Linked DNA regions of Homo sapiens: region 2 is linked to region 1. A link is a loop called in an ENCODE intact Hi-C map of the cell type or tissue named here. Cell type or tissue: spleen. All regions are shown on one strand. Each heading gives the region's core, and the rest is flanking DNA. Links, peaks and the distances in the headings are about the cores only. Region 1 overlaps AMPH (amphiphysin). Region 2 has its middle 30 kb from the start of AMPH.

Region 1 (2,500 bases), core at 1-2,500:
GGCAGAAGATAGGATAATTGTGTTTTTCTGAACATTTAGAGTGAAGAGAAACATTTGATAGCACTGGGTATGAAAGGCTTGAAGTACTTTCAGCAGATTCAGTCCCTGGTCTTTGTGAGTAACATTTTTTAAAAAGCAAATGGTAGTCATTTATCATTGTGGTTTTTCCTAGCAGGTATAACATGTACTGTAGCAAGCAGAGCATAGAAAATGTTTTTTCTTTTATAGCTCTACAAATAGCTAACAAATTGAAATGCATGACAACAACAATAATAATAAGAGGTATAACTTTCATTGATGAAAACCTTTTTACTCTTTCCTTGATTTTATCTACAGCTAACACCTAATCTGAACAAATGGGTTCCTGTTTTCCATTGTATTTTTATGTTGTTCTATTCTTGCGGTCAGTAAATACGGCATTGGAAGTATTTTGGTAAGAGCAAAACATCTGGACCAGATTCCAGACATAAAGGGAGGACTGATGCCCCCTGATCATCAGACTAGTGTCAGAAACAGAAAGCTATGAGGATACGCAGATAGTGGATGATCCTTCTCTGTTTATGTAGTTTTTAAGCCCTGTAAAATCAACGTGGTAAGTAAACAGCAGCTGGAAAAATGGGAATTCATTACTAATGGACTCAAAGTAGGGTGTAGGAGTGTTGTTTGTTTTCCAAGTAGATCATTAAAATTGTTTGGCTTCTCTTTAAAGTCTAAAGTGCCAATTCCTTAGCACCTTACCTTTGCCAGAGTTGTTAATTTCGGTATTTTCCTGATATTTATTTATCATTCTTAAAATTCGTTTTCTGCATGCTGCAGTTCTTTTTTATGTGACAAAAATCACAGCTGAGGTGCTGAGGCTGAGGTATTTGCTCCTACAACGTCAGGAACGTCAGAGCAGTCAGGCAGAGCCTTTGGCCGCCACCTGCTGGTGGTTGGTGTCACAGCAGCTAATACCTGTTTTTTATTATTTTATTTTATGTTTATTTTTAACTTTTGTGGGTACGTAGGGGGTGGATATATTTATGAGGTACGTGAGATATTTTGATACAGATATATGACATGTAGTAATTACCTCAGGGTAAATATATCTATCACCTCCTTAAGCATTTATCCTTTTTTTGCATTATAATCCAGTAATATTCTTTTAGTTATTTTAAAATGTACAATAAGTTATTGTTGACTGTAGTCACCCTGTTTGTGTTATGAAATACTAGGTCTTATTTATTCTTTCTAATTATTGTTTGTGCCCATTAACCATCCCCCCTACTTCCTCACTACCCTTCCCAGCCTCTGGTAAGCATCCTTCTACTCTCTGTCTCCATGAATTCAATTGTTTTACTTTTTAGCACCTAGAAATAAGTAAGAACATTCAAAGTTTGTCTTTCTGTGCCTGGCTTTTTTCCCTTAACATAATGACCTCCAGTTCCATCCATGTTGTTGCAAATGACAAGATCTCATTGTTTTCTATGGCTGAATAGTACTCCATTGTATATATGTATCACATTTTCTTTATCCATTCATCTGTTGATGGATACTTAGGTTGCTTCCAAATCTTGGCTATTGTGAATAGTGCTGCAATAAACATGTGAGTGCAGATACCTCCTTGATATATTGATTTCCCTTTTTTTTTTGTTTTTTTTTTTTTGAGTATATACCTAGCAGTGGGATTGCTGGATCATATGGTATCTCTACTTTTAGTTTTTGTGTTTTTTTTTTTTTTTGAGGAACCTCCAAACTGTTCACCATAATAGTTGCATTAATTTACATTTCCACCAACAGTATATGAGGTTTCTTTTTTCTCTACTTCCTCGCCAGCATTTGTTATTGCCTGTCTTTTGGATAAAAGCCGTTTTAACTGGGGTGAGATGAGATCTCATTGTAGTTTCGATTTGCATTTCTCTGATGATCAGTGAGGTTGAGCACCTTTTCACATACTTGTTTGCTATTTATGTCTTCTTTTGTGAACTGTCTATTCAGATCTTTTGCCCATTTTTTAATTGGAATTATTAGATTTTTTCCCCATAGAGTTGTTTGAGATCCTTATGTATTCTGGTTATTAATCCCTTGTCAGATGGGTAGTTCACAAATATTTTCTCCCATTCTGCAGGTTGTCTTTGTTGATTGTTCCCTTGGCAGTGCAGAGGCTTTTTAACTTGACGTAATCCCATTTGTCCATTTTCGCTTTGTGTGCCTGTGCTTTTGGGATATTACTCAAGAAATCTTTACCCAGTCCAGTGTCCTAGAGAGCTTTCCCAATGTTTCCTTTTGGTAGTTTCATAGTTTGAAGACTTATATTTAAGTATTTAATCCATTTTTATTTAATTTTTGTATATGGCAAAAGATAGGAGTCCAGTTTCGTTGCCTGCTTAAATTATCTAGCAAAGGAAAGGTGATAACATGTATATTTAGTGATGGTAAAATCTTATACAACCAAATTGATAGATATCTAGAGACAAGTTACAGGTTAATAATAAACATTATGTTCGTATGGAACAAGTTT
Region 2 (17,452 bases), core at 8,180-10,679, 260 kb before region 1:
AAAATTCAGCTCTTTGTTGGCTCACACCATACCCTTGACCTGATCTCATGCTCAGTCCTCCCCGTGGATTAAATATTGTGAAACCTGGTTGCTAACCCTCCTCTCTGTCCCAAGTCCCACATCCTGAGTGACTCCAACATCTATTGGAAGAACTCATCTAACACTTCGGTCTCTCTGTTCTTTGATCACTCCGTTTCTAATGGCCTTCCCCTCCACAGTTCCCAAGCTTCCATCTCTAAAAATTATGGTGTTGGATTGAAGATGGGCCATAAATAATTACACTCCTCTTTTCTAATTAAGTTCTGAACGAATTATAAGATAAAGAAAGAGCAAGATAGATGGAAATGAATTTCTCATCATTATTACAGATGCTGAATTAGCCATGCAGCCAACAATAAGATTCCCGATAGTGGGCCCTAGAATTAAATGCATTTGCCTGGCTGAATGGGTACAGGCTTCTCCAGGAGAAAGTCAGCAAAGCAGATCAGAATGCGCTCCTTGGGGCAGTGCAAGGGAGAACATAACTGGGTACTCATGAATAACTTCTTCTCTCAGCTTACCAATCAGAGAAGCTCTTCATCTCACAGAGTAGAGGTGAATGAAGGACAAAGAGAACCACTCCAAATAAAGGCAGTGCCAGGAGTGGAGGATGAGTGATCCTTCCCACTGCAGCTTGGGCTGTGTTATCATCCAAACTTCTGTTACCTCCAAATCATTCATTCAAGCCTCCTACTCCTGGCTGACCACCCTCCATCCTCACTGGAAATTCTGGTCTTGTGACTCTCTTTTGTTCCTCTCCCTTCTATCATAATGTGGATTTCTTTTTAAGCTCTTGCTAATATTCTCTACTACTTTGATCCTCAGTATTTTCTTCATGTGTCCAGCAGAACTGCAACTCTCCAAGTTTCTTTTTTTCTACACTTACATTTAAATGGCCAAATGTATCAGTCTGTTCTCACCCTGCTATAAAGGACTGCCAAAGACTGGGTAATTTATAAAGGAAAGAGGTTTTATTGACTCACAGTTCCACATGGCTGTGGAGGCCTCAGGAAAATTATGATCATGGCTGAAGGGGAAACAAACACATCCTTCTTTACTTGATGGCAGGAAGAAGAAGTGCCGAGCAAAAAGGGGAGAAAATCTCGTGAGAACTCACTCACTATTACAAGAACAGCAGCAAGAGGGTACCTGCCCCTATAATTCAATAACCTCCCACCGGGTCCCTCCCATGACACATGGGGATTATAGGAACTATAATTCAAGATGATATTTAGGTGGGTACACAGCCAAACCATATCACCAAATATTCCTGGAGAAAGAAAGAGAAAGACACACAACAGAGCAGATTGATGTCACTTAAAATACAGAACTAAAGGAGATAGAGACACAAAACACCCTTCAAAAAATCAATGAATCCAGGGGCTGGTTTTTTGAAAAGATCAACAAAATTGATAGACCGCTAGCAAGACTAATAAAGAATAAAAGAGAGAAGAATCAAATAGGTGCAATAAAAAATGATAAAGGGGATATCACCATCGATCCCACAGAAATACACACTACCATCAGAGAATACTATAAACACCTCTATGCAAATAAACTAGAAAATCTAGAAGAAGATGGATAAATTCCTGGACAAAAACTAAACCAGGAAGAAGTTGAATCTCTGAATAGACCAATAACAGGCTCTGAAATGGAGGCAATAATTAATAGCCTAACAACCAAAAAAAGTCCAGGACCAGACGGATTCACAGCCGAATTCTACCAGAGGTACAAAGAGGAGCTGGTACCATTCCTTCTGAAACTATTCCAATCAAAAGAAAAAGAAGGAATCCTCCCTAACTCATTTATTAGGCCAGCATCATCCTGATACCAAAGCCTGGCAGAGACACAACAAAAAAAGAGAATTTTAGACCAATATCCCTGATGAACATTGATGCAAAAATCCTCAATAAAATACCGGCAAACTGAATCCAGCAGCACATCAAAAAGCTTATCCACCACGATCAAGTCAGCTTCACCCCTGGGATGCAAGGTTGGTTTAACATACGCAAATCAATAAACGTAATCCATCACATAAACAAAACCAACAACAGTTACCACATGATTATCTCAATAGATGCAGAAAAGGCCTTCAACAAAATTCAACAGCCCTTCATGCTAAAAACTCTCAATAAATTTGGTATTGAAGGGACGTATATCAAAATAATAAGAGCTATTTATGACAAACCCACAGCCAATATCATACTGAATGGGCAAAAACTGGAAGCATTCCCTTTGAAAACCGGCACAAGACAAGAATGCCCTCTCTCACCACTCCTATTCAACATAGTGTTGGAAGTTCTGGCCAGGGCAATCAGGAAAGAGAAAGAAATAAAGGGTATTCAATCAGGAAAAGAGGAAGTCAAATTGTCCCTGTTGGCAGATGACATGATTGTATATTTAGAAAGCCCCATTGTCTCAACCCAAAATCTCCTTAAGCTGATAAGCAACTTCAGCAAAGTCTCAGGATACAAAATCAGTGAGCAAAAATCACAAGCATTCCTATACACCAAGAACAGACAAACAGAGAGCCAAATCATGAGTGAACTCCCATTCACAATTGCTACAAAGAGAAAAAAATACCTAGGAATCCAACTTACAAGGGATGTGAAGGACCTCTTTAAGAAGAACTACAAACCAGTGCTCAATGAAATAAAAGAGGACACAAACAAATGGAAGAACATTCCATGCTCATGGATAGGAAGAATCAATATCGTGAAAATGGCCATACTGCCCAAGGTAATTTATAGATTCAATGCCATCCCCATCAAGCTACCAATGACTTTCTTCACAGAATTGGAAAAAACTACTTTAAAGTTCATATGGAACCAAAAAAGAGCCAGTATAGCCAAGACAATCCTAAGCCAAAAGAACAAAGCTGGAGGCATCACGCTACCTGACTACAAGAATACAGTAACCAAAACAGTAACCAAAATAGGGCAGGGAACATCACACACCCTGGCCTGTTGGGGGGTGGGGGGCTGGGGGAGGGATAGCATTAGGAGAAATACCTAATGTAAATGACTAGTTGATGGGTGCAGCAAACCAACAACCAACATGGCACATGTATACCTATGTAACAAACCTGCACGTTTTGCACATGTACCCTAGAACTTAAAGTATAATAAAAAAAAAATACATGATCAGCCTCAAATAGGCCCTCAACACTGGTCAGCAGAACTATTAAACTTCTCTGAGCAACTCATCCTCCAACTCTCAACAATGACTACTTCAAATCACGCCCCATCTTTCCTTGAAGATTTTTTGTTTTCAGCAGATGAGCCCATTTCCTATTTTACTGAGAGTTGTGAAGCATCAAAAAGGAACTTCCTGAACTTTCTAACACCAAACCTATCTAATTTCCCCTCATCAGACCTGCACCTCTTCTAATACATGGCCACACCTCCTACTGTGCCTTAGAGCCTATTCACTCTTGCTATTGCAATAATGCCTCACTATCAAATATCCTTTTCTTTAATCTACTGCATATTCAGCCAGTTCTTCTCAACTAGATGCTTCCCATTACCATATAAATGTGCTCGAATCTCTTTTATCTTAAAAATAATTTCCCTTCAGCGTGATACGATTGGCGAGGGACCACAAGAAATTCTAAAGTTCTGGTAATGTTCTTTTCCTGAAGGTGGATGTGAAGCCATGGATATTTATTTTTATTCTTTAAACTGCACACACACACACACACACCTATCTATACACATACATATATATGCATATTGTATATGCTATTTCATATATAATTATTTTCATAATTAAAAAGGTAAAGCAAAACAAAGCCCTCTCTCAATCTCAAATTAGTTTTTAAAAATAATTTCAACTCACATTTTAAATTAAGGCATTACATGTGCAAGCTGGACATACTGCATAATGCTGAGGTTTGGGGTACAATTGATCCCATCACCCAGGTACTGAACAGTGTCCAATAGGTAGTTTTTTTTCAGCCCTTGCCCCACTCCCTCCCCGTCCTCTATAGTAGTCCCCAGTGTCTATTATTCCGTGCTTTGTGTCCATGAGTACCCATTGTTTAGCTCCCACTTATAAGTGAGAACATGCAACATTGGGTTTTCTGTTCCTATGTTAATTCACTTAGGATAATGGCTTCCAGCTGCATACATATTTCTGCAAAGGAAATGATTTCATTCCTTTTTATGGCTGCATAGTATTCCATGGCGTATATGCACCATATTTGCTTTAACCAGTCCACTGTTGATGGGCACCTAGGTTGACTCCATGACTTTGCTATTGCGAAGAGTGCTGTGATGAACATAGAAGTGAATGTGTCTTTTTGGTTGAATGATTTCTTTTCTCTCAGCTATATACACAGCAATGGGATTGCTGGGTTGAATGGTAGTTCTTTTTTCTTTGAGAAATCCCCACAATGCTTTACACTGTGGCTGAACTAATTGTACATTCCCACCAACAGTGTGTAAGTATTCTGTTTTCTCCACAGTCTTGCCAGCGTCTATTGTTTTTTTTAACTTTTTAGTAATAGCCATTCTGACTGGTGTGTTGTGGTATTGATTTGCAGCTCCCTGAAGAGTAGTGAAGAGAATTTTTTCATGTTTGTTGGCTGCTTTTCTTTCCTTTTTTTCTGTTTTCTTTCTTTCTTTCTTTTTTTTTTTTTTGGATGGAGTTTCGCTCTTGTTGCCCAGGCTGGAGTGCAATGGCGTGATCTCCGCTCGCTGCAACCTCCGCCTTCCGGGTTCAAGCGATTCTGCTGCCTCAGCCTACCAAGTAGCTGGGATTACAGGCATACGCCACTACATCCAGCTAATTTTGTATTTTTAGTAGAGACAGGGTTTCCCCATGTTGGTCAGGCTTGTCTCAAACTCCCGACCTCAGGTGATCCACCCACCTCGGCCTCCCAAAGTCCTGGGATTACAGGCGTGAGCCACCTTGCCCAGCCGGCTGCTTTTTTTCTTTTTTTTTCTTTTGAGAATATCTGTTCATGTCTTTTGTCCATTTTAAATAGGGTTATTTGGTTTTGCTTGTTCGATTGCGTAAGTTCTTTATAGATTCTGGATATTAGACCTTTGTCACACGCAGAACTTGTGAATATTTTCCCCCATTCTATATGTTGTCTGTTTACTGTATTGATTGTTTTGCTGTCTAGAAGCTCTTTAGTTTAATTATGTCCTACTTGTTAACTTTTGGTTTTGTTGTAGTTACTTTTGAGGACCTAGTTATAAATTCTTTTCCAAGGCCAATGTCCAGAAAGGTGTTTCCTAGGTTTTGTTCTAGGATTCTTATAGTTTGAAGTCTTACATTTAAGTCTTTAAATAATCTTGAATTAGTTTTTGTATTTGGTGAAAGAGAGGGGGGCAGTTTCTTTCTTTTGTATAAGGCTAGCCAGCTATCCCAGCATTATTTATTGAATAGGGAGTGCTTTCCCCATTACTTATTTTTGTCGACTTTGTCAAGGATCAGATGGCTGTAGGTATGTGGCTTTATTTCTGGGTTCTCTATTCTGTTCCATTGGCCTATCTTTCTGTCTTCGTACAAGTACCATGCTGTTTTGGTGACTGTTAACTTACAGTGTAGTTTGAAGTCAAGTAATGTGATGTCTACTGCTTTGTTCTTTTTGCTTAGGGTTGCTTTGTCTATTTTGGCTCTTTTTTGGTTCCATATGAATTTTAGAATAGTTTTTTCCAGCTCCATGAAAAATGACATTGGTAGCTTGATAGCAGTAATATTGAATCTGTAGATTGCTTTGGGCAGCATGGCCATTTTAAGCATATTGATTCTCCCAAACCATGAGCAGGGAAAGTTTTTCCATTTGTTTGTGTCATCTATGATTCTTCCAGCAGTGTTTTGTAGATCTCCTTGTAGAACTTGTAGTTCATCTCCTTGGTTAGATGTATTCCTAGGCCCTGCCCTGCCCTGCCCTGCCCTGCCCTTCTCTTCCCTTCCCTTCCTTCTCTCGGCAGCTATTGTGAATGGGATTGCATTCCCGATTTGGCTCTCTGCTTAAAGGTTATTGATATGTAGAAATGCTATTGATTTTTGTACACTGATTTTGTATCCTGAAACTTTACTAAGTCATTTATCAGTTCCAGGAGACTTTTGGTAGAGTCTTTAGGGTTTTCCAGGTATATAACCATATCATCAGAAAAGAGAGGTAGTTTGACTTTTTTCCTATTTGGATGCCTTTTATTTTTTTCTCTTGCCTCATTGCTCTGGCAAGGACTTCTAGTACTATGTTGAATAAGAGTGGTGAGAGTGGGCATCCTTTTCTGGTTCTCAGGGGAAATGGTCTGAGTTTTTGCTCATTCAGTATGATGTTGGCTGTGGGTTTGCATAGATGGCTCTTATTAGTTTGACATATATTGCTTCTAAGCATAGTTTCTTGAGGGTTTTAATCATGGAGAGATGTTGAATTTTATTAAAAAACATTTTCCACATTGTGATGATCATATGGTTTTTGTTTTTAGTTCTGTTTATGTGATGAATCACATTTATTGATTTGTATATGTTGCACCAACTTTGCATCTCAGGAATGAAGCCTACTTGATCATAGAGAATTAATTTTTTGATGTGTTGCTAGATTTGCTTTGGTAGTAATTTTTTGAGGATTTTTTCCATCTATGTTCAGCAGGGATATTGACCTGTAGTTTTCTTTTCTTGTGTCTTTGCCAGGTTTTAGTATCGGAGTGATGCTGGCTTCATAGAAGGAGTTAGGGAGAAGTCTCTCCGCCTTGATTTTTTGAAATACTTTCAGTAGGATTGGTATCAACTCCTCTTTGAATGTTTGATAGAATTCGGCTGTGAATCCACCTGGTCCAGGGCTTTTTGGGTAGGTAGGTTTTTTTTTTTTTTAATTACTGATTCAATTTTGGAACTCAATATTGGTTTATTCAGGGTTTCAATTTCTTCCTGATTCAATATTGGCAGACTGTGTGTTTCCAGGAATTTATCCATTTTCTCTAGGTTCATAATAGTCTCTGAGGATCTTTTATATTTCTGTGGGATTGGTTGTATGCCACCTTTGTCTTTCTGATTGTGCTTATTTGGATCTTCTGTCTATTTCTACACTAATCTAGCTAGCAGCAATTGATCTTATCTATCCTTTCAATGAACAAACATTTGGTTATGTGATTATGTGCATGGATTTCGGGGTCTCAACGTTGCTCAGTTCTGTTCTGGTTTTAGTTATGTCTTTTCTTCTGCTTGTGTAAGAGTTAGTTTGTCCTTGTTTTTCTAGTTCCTTTGGGTGTAATGTTAGAGTGTTAATTTGAGATCTTTCTAACTTTTTGAGGTAGGTCTTTAGCACTATAAACTTTTGTCTTAATGCTGATTTTGTTGTGTCCCAGAGATTTTGGTATGTTGTGTCTCTGTTTTCTTTTATTTCAAAGGATTTTTTATTTCTGCTTTATTTGTTTATCCCAAAGTCATTTAGGAGCAAATTGTTTAATTTCCATGTAATTGCGTGGTTTTGAAAGACTTCTTGGTATTAATTTCTGGTTTTATTCCACTGTGATCAGAGAGGACGTTTGGAATTATTTTGATTTATTTGAATTTATTAGGACTTGCTTTATGACCTACCATGTGGTTGATTTTGGAGTATGTTCCATGTGCAAATAAAAAGAATATATATTCCAAGGTTGTTGGGTGGAGTTTTCTGTGGATGTCTATTAGATCCAATCAGTCAAGTGTTGAATTTAAGTCCAGAGTTTCTTTGTTGGTTTTCTGCCTTGATAGTCTGTCAATGCTGTCAGTGGGGTGTTGATAGTCCTCCACTATTGTTGTGTGACTGTCCAAGTCTTTTTATAGGTCTAGAAGTACTTGTTTCGTGAATCTGCGTGCTCCAATATTGGGTGCATATATATTAAGGATAGTTAAGTCCTCTGTAAATTGAATCTTTTATCATTATGCAATGTCCTTCTTTGTCATTTTTTACTGTTGTTGGTTTAAAATCTGTTTTATTTGATATAAGAATAGCGACCCCTGCTCTTTTCTGTGTTCCATTTGCATGACAGATTTTTTTCTCCAACTCTTTACTTTGAGCCTATGAGTGTCATTTCATGTGAGATAGGCCTCTTGAAAACAGAAGATGAATGGGTCTTATTTTTTTAAATCCAGTTTGCCACTCTGTGCCTTTTAAGTGGGGCATTGAGACCATTTACATTCAAGATTAATATTGATATGTGAGGTTTTGATCTTGTTATGAAGTTGTTAACTGGTGGCCTTGTAGTTTCTATAGTGTGGTGCTTTATAGGGTCTGTGGGCTATGTGTGTTTTTGTGGTAGTAGGTATCATTATTTTGTTCTCATGTTGAGAAATTCCTGAAGGATCTCTTGTAAGGAAGGTCTACTGGTAATGAATTCCGTTAGTACTTGCTTGTCTGGAAAATATTTTATTTCTCCTTTGCTTATAGAGCTTAGTTTGGCAGGATATGAAATTCTTGGTTGGAATTTCTTTTCTTTAAGAATACTGAAAATAGGCCTCCAATCTCTCCTGGCTTGTAAGGTTTCTTCTGAGAAGTCTACTGTTAGCCTGATGGGGTTCTTTTTGTATGTGATCTGACCTTTTTCTTTTGCTGCCTTTAAGATTTTTTTCTTTAGCATTGACTTTGGGCAGTCTGGTGACTATATGCATTGATGATGTTTAGTTTGTACACTATCTCACATGTGTTCTCTAGATTTCTTGTATCTGGATGTCTATCTCTCTAGCAAGATTAGGAACTTTTCTTGAATTATTGCCTCAAATGTTTTCATGGTTGTTTTCTTCTCTTCTGTATCTATTGTTAATGTCCAGTAATTCATAATTTTGGTCACTTCACATAATCCAATATTTCTTGAAAACTGTGTTCATTTTAAAAAATTCTCTTCTCTTTATTTTTATCTAACTGGGTAGTTCAAAAAATCAGTCTTCAAGCTTTGAAATTCTTTCTTCTGCTTGGTGCAGTCTGTTCATAAAGATTTCAATTGTAGTTTGAAATTCCTTAGGTGAGTTTTTCAATTCCAGAAGTTCTGGTTGATTTCTTTTGAAGATGTTTACCTCTTCCTTCCTTTCCTGGATTGCTTTAGAAATGTCTTTTTGTTGACTTTCAACCTTGTCTTGGATCTCATTGCTGCTTACTTGCAATCCATGCCTTGAATTATTTATCTATCTAGCTATCATTTCTGAGTTTCCATTTTAGTTAGGGACTATTGCTGGGGAGCTAGTGTGATCCTTTGGTACTGTCACTACATTCAGATTTTGCCAGGTTTCTTGCACTAGTTCCTTTTCATCTAGAGATGCTTGCCCTTCTAATTTTAGTAACTATTTTCATGCAGGTAGAATTTTTTCTTTTTCTTTCCTTTTTTCCAATAATATTATTGTTTTTTTCTTCTTTCCCTTTCCTTCCTTCCCACCCCAGGGTGTGTGACTGTAGAGAATGCTGGGTAGGGTCTTTTGGCTTTGCTTGCGTAGCCCTATGCTCTTCTGTCACCAGGTTTTATATTGGGCTGTGCAATTTGACCTACAAGCCAATAGATGGCGCTTATGGGTAAGAGCTGGCTGTGTGGCCCGGCATGGTGGCTCGTATCTGTAATCTCAGCATTTTGGGAGCCAGAGGAAGTAGGATCCCTTCAGTCCAGGAGTTCAAGAACAGCCTGGGCAACATAGCGAGACCCTGTCTCTACAAAAAATGAAAAAAATTGCTGGTCATGGTGGCATGTGCCTGTGGGTCCCAGCTACTTGGGACAGTGAGGTGGGATGATTGCTTGAGCCCGGGAGGTCAAGGCTGCAGTAAGCCATGATCACACCACTACACTCAGGGTGACAGAGTGAAAACCTGTCTCAAAAAAAATGCTATGTGGATGGGAATATATGTGATCCCATCCACATAGCATTTTTTTTTTTTTTACTGGAAGAAGCTCTCGCTTGCCTCAGGAAATGGGTTGATTCATGGAGTGCACGGTGGTCTGAGCTCCCTCTTCAGCCCCAGTGGAGGGGAGGAAGCAAGATGGGCAGGGCCAGACCAGGCAGGTCCACCTGTAGGTCCCCTGATGGCAGGCACAAGTACCAGCACTGAGGGAGAATCCAGTGGATGGCCACCTCGCATCCAGAGGTGTGCCTCGGCATGGAGCTGCAAGACCTCCTCATCCCTGAGTTCTCTGCCTGGAGATTGGGGTCAGCCTAAACTTCTAACCCAGGAGGGTAGGTGCTTCAGACGCATGGAGATTCTGCCTGGGTGTAGAGTGGGGAGGGCCTCCTGCACCAGGATCTCCGCACAGGAAGATTGGGGTGACTCAGACTGCTGTTCCAGTGAGCAGGTGTCTGAATGCCTGGAGATCTGTCTGGCATGGAGTGGAGAGGGCCCCTCTGCACCCAGATCGCTGCACGGGAAGGGTGGGGCGGCTCAGGTTGCCAATCCAGGCAAACAGCTACTCAAATCACTTTTTATCCCACCACTGCATATCTCTTTTCTCCTTCACAACCAGATTTCTTGAAAGAGATGCCTAAAATTTTTGTCTCCACTTTCTTAACTCCCAATCTTTCCTCAACCTATTTAAGGCTGAATGTCATGGCCCATCACTCTCCCATTCCCACAATCACTGCCCTGAACCAGCTCTGATAAAGTCAACAGTGATCTCCCTGTCCTCAAATACATCCAATGATGTTCAGACCTTATTTTACTACATGATTCAGCAATGTTCTTAAATACTATTAACAACTTCCACCTTCTTGCAGCTCTTCCTCCCCTTGCCTTGGGTGCTACCACATTCTCCTGGTGTCCTTTCTACCTCTCTGATGCTCCTTCTTAACCTAGTTGGTGGGCTTATCTGCTACTCAGCCATTAAAAGTGAAGTCTGTCAAGGTGGTCTTTTTTCATTATATGCTTTCTTTCCAGGCAACTGTATCCAAGATCATTAATTTTAACTGCTATCTGTAAGCTATTTATATCTAGTTATGTCTTTGGCTCAGACATTTCCTTTGAGTTCCAGATGTATATATCCAACCACCTATTTCATATTTTCCCTTGATATGTCTCAAAGGTATTTCAGACACCTCATGTCCCAGACTGAACTGAGGCTCTTCCCCCACAAATCCTGTCTTCTGCCAGTGGTTCCTGTCTCATGAATGACTCACGCATCTTTTACTGGCCATCTTCTTTCCCACCATAGGGCCTTTGTGCTTCCTGATCTAGCTTCATGATATGTTCTTTCTTCTCTTACCTTGGGTAACTTCACAATTCTTTATTTGTCATATGTCTCTTCCGCAGAGAAATTTTCCATGACCCACAAGCCCAGGTCAGCTTTTTGTATTACATTCCTTTTTACCTGGAACACTGAACTCAGTTGGAAGGTTTGCTTGTATTAATTAGCATGATTATTGAGTAAACCTCTGGGACTCCCACTGTTTGGTCTGTCTTAGCTGCCTCCCCAACAGAACCACCCCTGTTATTGTTCCAGTATGTTGCCAGTGCCCAGTCTAGTGCCTGACATACATGGAGCAGATGCTCAATAATAGCTGTTTAAATTACATATGTGCAAGCATAAATGGTTATAAACATGGTTAGCATAGAGTGTGATACAACTTACTCCCTATGTAAAATTTAAACAATTTGGGTGCTTTTTCTATTTTGGGATGTGGATGATTTTATTATGTGCTGCTTTTATTTGGTGTATGGTTAATATCAGGGGAGAGGTAGATTTCAGTGGCATATTGGATACTCTAATGCACCTGGAATTATTATAACACTTAAAGGCAGATAAGATCCCAGGGGCCCAACAGGAAGAAGGTAAGGAAAACTACTCCTGAAAAGTAACATCAAAAGCCCCCCATTGCCTTCCTCTTTTGCAAAACAGCCTATCTGGCTAAAAGCTAAAAGTTTATAATGGGATGTGGATTATTATGGTAATATGAAGTCAAGGAGGTGATTTGAGAAGAAGACATAATGTAGACAGAGGCTTAGTCTATATAGACTTTGGGCAAAAGTCTCTTTCTTCGAGATAGGCTTTACATGTTGCAATGCCCGCTCTCCTGAATATGAAGAACCTTATGAGGACCATGAAACTGTTTTAAGGTTCTACAGGCAGATTTATCTTTTGTTTTTGTACATTCCCATATAATTTAGAAATTTGTTCTAATAGGGCTGGTGCAGTGGCTCACACCTGAAATCCCAACACTTTGGGAGGCTGATATGGGATGATCTCTTGAAGCCAGGAGTTCAAGACCAGCCTGGGCAACATAGCAAGATTCCATCTCTACAAAAAAAATTAATACATTAGCCCCATGTAGTGGCATGCACCTGTAGTCTCAGCTACTCAGTGGGGCTGAGGTGGGAGGATCACTAGAGCCCAGGAGTTGCAGGTGACAGTGAGCTATGATTGTGCTACCACCCTCCAGCCTGGATGACAGAGTGAGATCCTGACTTTAAAAAAAAGAAAAAGAAGATGTTCTAATAGGATTTAGAAAATAAGAGTCCTGGGGGCTGGGCGCACTGTCTCACGCCTGTAATTCCAGTACTTTGGGAGCAGAAGGTGGGCAGATCATGAGGTCAGGAGATTGAGACCATCCTGGCCAACATGGTGAAACCCCATCTCTACTAAAATACAAAAAATTAGCTGGATGTGGTGGCACATGCCTGTAGTCCCAGCTACTCGGGAGGCTGAGGCAGGGGAATTGCTTGAACCCAGGAGGCGGAGGTTGCAGTGAGCCGAGATCCCGCCACTGCACTCCAGCCTGGCAACAGAGCAAGACTCCATCTCAAAAAATAAATAAATAAATAAATAAGAGTCATGGCAAAGGTAACCGAGGGGCACTGAAACCATCCAAGAAGGATGATGGCAAACATTTATATAGCAGTGATTATAGTCCGGGAACTGTTCCAAGGGTTTAACATATATTAGCTATTTTGATCCTCAACACAACCTTATAAAAGAAGTATTATTTTTATTCTTATTTTGGAGATGAGGAAACAAGAGCAGAAAGGAGCTGAGTAACTTATGCAAGATGATTACTGTTGTGCCATGGTTATGAACTTTCTCAACAGGAAATGAGTTTAGACATGAAAAAAAAGGCAGACTACTGTGTTCCATAAAATGAACAAATAAGAGCAGGCGAAAGGAAACCTGCTGACAGCCCCAGAATTAAGATAGACTCTTAATGGGGTGGTTGTTGACTTAGAACTGGGGAGGGGCACAGTTCTTGCTTTGCAAATTTGCCTCCTCTGAAGGTTTTCTTACTCCTTGTGTGAGTATTTTCATCTGTCTATATATGTCCTAACATTCTGCAGATTCTTCTCAACACATTGAAAATATGAAGAAAATCCTCATTGGCCTGCAGAATGAGACTGATGGGACCTTGTGGGACTGATTTTTTTTTTTTGAAAGAGCTAGCTGAGGTTTTATTTTGTACAAAAAAAAAAAAAAAAAAAAGCAGTTGAATTGTTTTGTAGCTGGAGGCATGGGCAAAGGGTGTCCCCAGGCAGTAAACTCCCCCGTGGGTGGGCTGAGAGCTAGGGGTGAGCCTCAGGTGGGTCTCCTGTTCCCTTTGCTCCCCTGCACAGCGGCCTCCCTCCCCGGCTCTGGGGCAGCCACAGGAGGGGCAGGCTGGGAGGGGCTGTCGCAGCTGTTCACTTGGGCAGAATGTCAGAGGACTCGGACGCCAGCTTCCCATCGCGGGTCTTGATCTTCACAGCCACGGCCCTGGTGGAGCTGGTGTGGCTGAAGGAGCTGGAGCCCGCGCCAGAGCCAAAGCTGGAGCCCAGGCCGTAGCTGAGGCCGGGGCTTGTGAGGCGCCCGTAGGAGAGCTCAGACCACCTGCATAGCCACAGGTGGTCTTCGTATGGATACTCATGTTCTGCATCCCAGACTCCAGCCAGCTCTCCTCGCCCTCCAGCAGCTTCCTGTAGGCGTCCAGGGCCAGTTCCTGTACTCACGCAGCTGCTGAGCCATGTCCTGCTTGGCTAGCTGCAGGGCGGTCTCCAGCTCAGACAGCTTGGCTTTGGCACCCTTCATGGCCAGCTCCCCGGGCTGCTCTGCGTCTGTGACGGCGGCCTCTAGGGAAGCCCTCTGGCCTTTGAGGCCCTCAATCTCAGCCTGGAGCCAGCTGATGTTCCGGTTCATCTCGGAGATCTCAGCCTTTGTACGCCCCAGGTCATCCCAGCGCTTCCCAGCCAGCATCTGCAGCTCCTCATACTTCATCTGGTCCGTGCTCTCAGCCTCAGTCAGGCTGCGGTTGGCGATCACCTTGTACTGAGCCTTGACCTCAGCGATGATGCTGTCCATGTCCAGGGAGCAGCTGTTGTCCATGGACAGCACCACAGACGTGTCCGAGATCTAGGACTGCAGCTCCTGGATCTCTTCTTCATACAGCTGCCTGAGGAAGCTGATCTCTTCAGTCAGCGCTTCCAGGCGAGACTCCAGCTCTACCTTGTTCATGTAAGCTTCACCCACATCTGAGGAGAAATTCATTCTCCATCTCTGTACGCTTATTGATTTCATCCTCATACTTTTTCTTGAAGTTCTCCGCCAGCCTCTGCATGTTGCCAAGCTCTGCCTCCAGCTTCGGCTTCTCCTGGCTCAGAGTCTCCAGCCGCTGCATAAAGTTGTTGATGTAGCTCTCGAACATGTCCACGTTGCTCCAAGCCATCTTCTGCTGCTGCAGGAGGCTCCCCTTGGTCTCCAGCATCTTGTTCTGCTGCTCCAGGAAACGTATCTTGTCAATGAAGGAGGGAAACTTCTTGTTGAGGGTCTTGATCTGCTCCTTCTCCTGGGTGCGCATGGCCTGGATGTTGGGGTCCACCTCCAGGTTCAGGGGGCTCAGCAGGTTCTGGTTGACCATGACGGCAGTGATGCCTCCCATGCTGCTGGCCCCACCATAGCCTCTGCCCAGGCCAGCCCGGAAGCTGGTGCTGCCCACTCGGGAGAAGCTTAAGGAGCTGAGGTGGGCACCAGGCCCACTCATGTGAGAGCAGCTGCTGAAGGCCCGGAGGCCAGAGGTGGACACCTTGTAGGACTTCTGGGTCACCCTGATGGACATGGTGGAGGCAGACAGGCTGAACAAGGCAGAGATTCCAGGAGTGGAGAAGCTGCTTCTTGGTCTGAAATTTTTTCTTTTCAAACATTGAGGTAAGGTGGAATCTGAGAGCATAGAAAGATTGTGATCACAGGTGGGATCCAGCTACATGTGGATCTTTGCCATTTTACTTGGAATCAAGGACCATTTGGATCATGCACTAGGTGTGTCTCAGAAAGCACAATACTGGGGAAGATCATTCTCCTCTTTGCAGAGAGAGAACACAGAAGAAAAAATAAGGGCATTCTTCATTTAGCTTGATTCACTTCTCCAGTGACACAGATATCCAAAATTGAAGCAATTTGACAAGAGCCAAAGTTCTGAATGTTAGTGACAATGGGAATATACTCAGAAGATGCACTTAGTGTCAGAAAAGTTGGGAGACAAATGTTCAAGATCCTGAAAGCAGTAAATGGCAGCTGTAAGGATCTATGGCAGCCCAGGAAACAGTGGCCCAGAGACCCACATTAGAACCCCACATGAGAACACTGGAGGACAGTGGCAGGAACAACGTGTCGGTGAGGGGTCCTTCTGGAGGCCTGCAGTGTCGGAGCCACCCCACTCCCCAAGCCTCTTGTGATTCTAGGTCAGGGACTGTTGGAAGCAGTTCACTAGGACAATGCTTGGGCTGCTGATTCACTCCCCAGGGAGAGTTGGATGTGTGAGCAACTGCAGCACACAGGTCTTGCAGCACACACTGGAGAGAGCTGGGGAGGAGTGGAAGGTGGTGACCTTATGAAAAGAAGAGATTTGAGTGAATTCTGAAGATTAAGAGCTGGTGCAAGAAAGGCAGACATGATCAAAGAAACAATGAAAGATGAGAATAGATAAAAGTGTCTTCTAAGAGGCAAGAAAGTGTGGGATAAGATCAAGTTACCATTAGGGACAACACGTGGAGATGCAAAAGGTGCTCTGAGATGTCCTCCTATTGCAGGGTTGACTTAGGTGAAAAAGTTCTGGCAAGCCTACCCTTCATGGCTCCAGATAAGGGTGTATGGAGGTCAGTTCTATATGAGGACATAAAATAAACCATGCATAAACAGAAAGATACACTACATTCCTGAATGAGAAAATTTAATATTATGAAAATATGAATTTTCCCATTAAGTAAAAATTGAATGCAATCTAAATGAGGACACTGACGTGTGTGCTTAAATTGGATTAAATAAACTTAAAGTTCACATGGAAGAATAAATGTTCAAGAATAGTCAAGAAAATGTGAAAAAAAGGACCTTAGAAAACATTAAAATGAAGTGAAGTCTCTGTAATAAAAACAGCATAATATTATCATAGAAGTAAGCAAAAAGATAAGTGGAACTGTATAGAATACAGTTCCCAAAAATAGATTCTGCAGCCTTTGAGAATTTAATAGATAATAAATATATATTAATTTATCACAGAACAGTGGTTTATTTAATAAATAATATAGGCAAAATCAGCTATGTATTGGGAAAGAATAATTTTGGTTCCTGCCTCTCATTTTACACACAAATAAATTTCAGGTGGATCAAAATCTTAAAGGTAAAGAATAAAAGGATGGAACTTTAGAAGAAAATGTAGGAGACCATAAGTACAAGTTGGAGATTGATGAAGCAGGAAACCTATAAGCTATTATAAAAATTAGTCAGATTTGATTTTTATAAATATTAAGACATTTTAAAAGGTGAAATATAAGACATACAAAAGTAAAGTACAAATAATGGATTGGGGAAAGTGTGTAATGGATCTAATAGCTGAAGGATATATTAAGTACAAAGAACTATATTAATTATAACTGAAAAAAGATGATTAATAGAAAAATGGGCAGAGATATAAGCAGGCAAGCACAGAACAGCAAATCCAAATGTCCTGGCAGAACAACAACAACAACAAGTCTTTCAGCTTCCTAGTAGTCAGGGAGAAAATACATTAACTAACAATGAATTGCCACTGTGCACCAACGATATCAGCAAAAATTACAAAGGACTTTCACCTATTGCTGGTAAGACTGTCAGGAAAATGGGATCCTCATTCACTGTTGATGAGTATGTGAATTGTTCAATTTTTTTGAAGGCAATCTGCAAAATCTGTTTTTTTTTTTTAAAAAGGAAACTAACACCTGGAAATCTAATCCCTAGATACAAAATTACCAATACAAAAAGAAGTATGCACTCAGATGTTTATTTCAGCGTAATTGTGGTACCCCCAAATCCTGGAAACAAGGTAAATACACATTAGCAGGGAAATGGTTAAAGAAATTGAGGTATATTGGACCAAGGAATATCATGCAGGTACTAGACCATCACTAGAGCTACACTAATTGACTTGGAGGAATTTTATGAAACTGTTAAACTAGAAATGCAAGATGCAGAGGAGTACGTATATATAAGATAATCTCATTTTTGTGAAATTT

Evidence for each region. A loop is a pair of places that touch in the nucleus more often than their neighbours do. Peaks named below come from ENCODE experiments on the same cell type or tissue, not always from the same donor. Only the 100,000 strongest peaks of a DNase experiment are listed, where the experiment ranks them.
Region 2: a loop joins it to region 1, with 4 times the contacts of the local background. A loop is called at or near these places in 57 of 110 quality-filtered maps.

Annotation. Positions count from the first base shown.
Region 1 is chr7:38,397,328-38,399,827 of GRCh38, reverse strand. The region is part of intron 17 of AMPH (amphiphysin); the gene reads left to right. Among named protein-coding and RNA genes, the nearest start is that of TRG-AS1, 57 kb to the right of the region's middle. In spleen, for the core only: a CTCF peak has its summit at 943 (motif pointing left); a DNase peak (open chromatin) is centred at 906.
Region 2 is chr7:38,652,777-38,670,228 of GRCh38, reverse strand. It overlaps the pseudogene KRT8P20. Among named protein-coding and RNA genes, the nearest start is that of AMPH, 30 kb to the right of the region's middle. In spleen, for the core only: a CTCF peak has its summit at 9,494 (motif pointing right); no DNase peak of the experiment used is centred there; H3K27ac peaks cover 764 bases.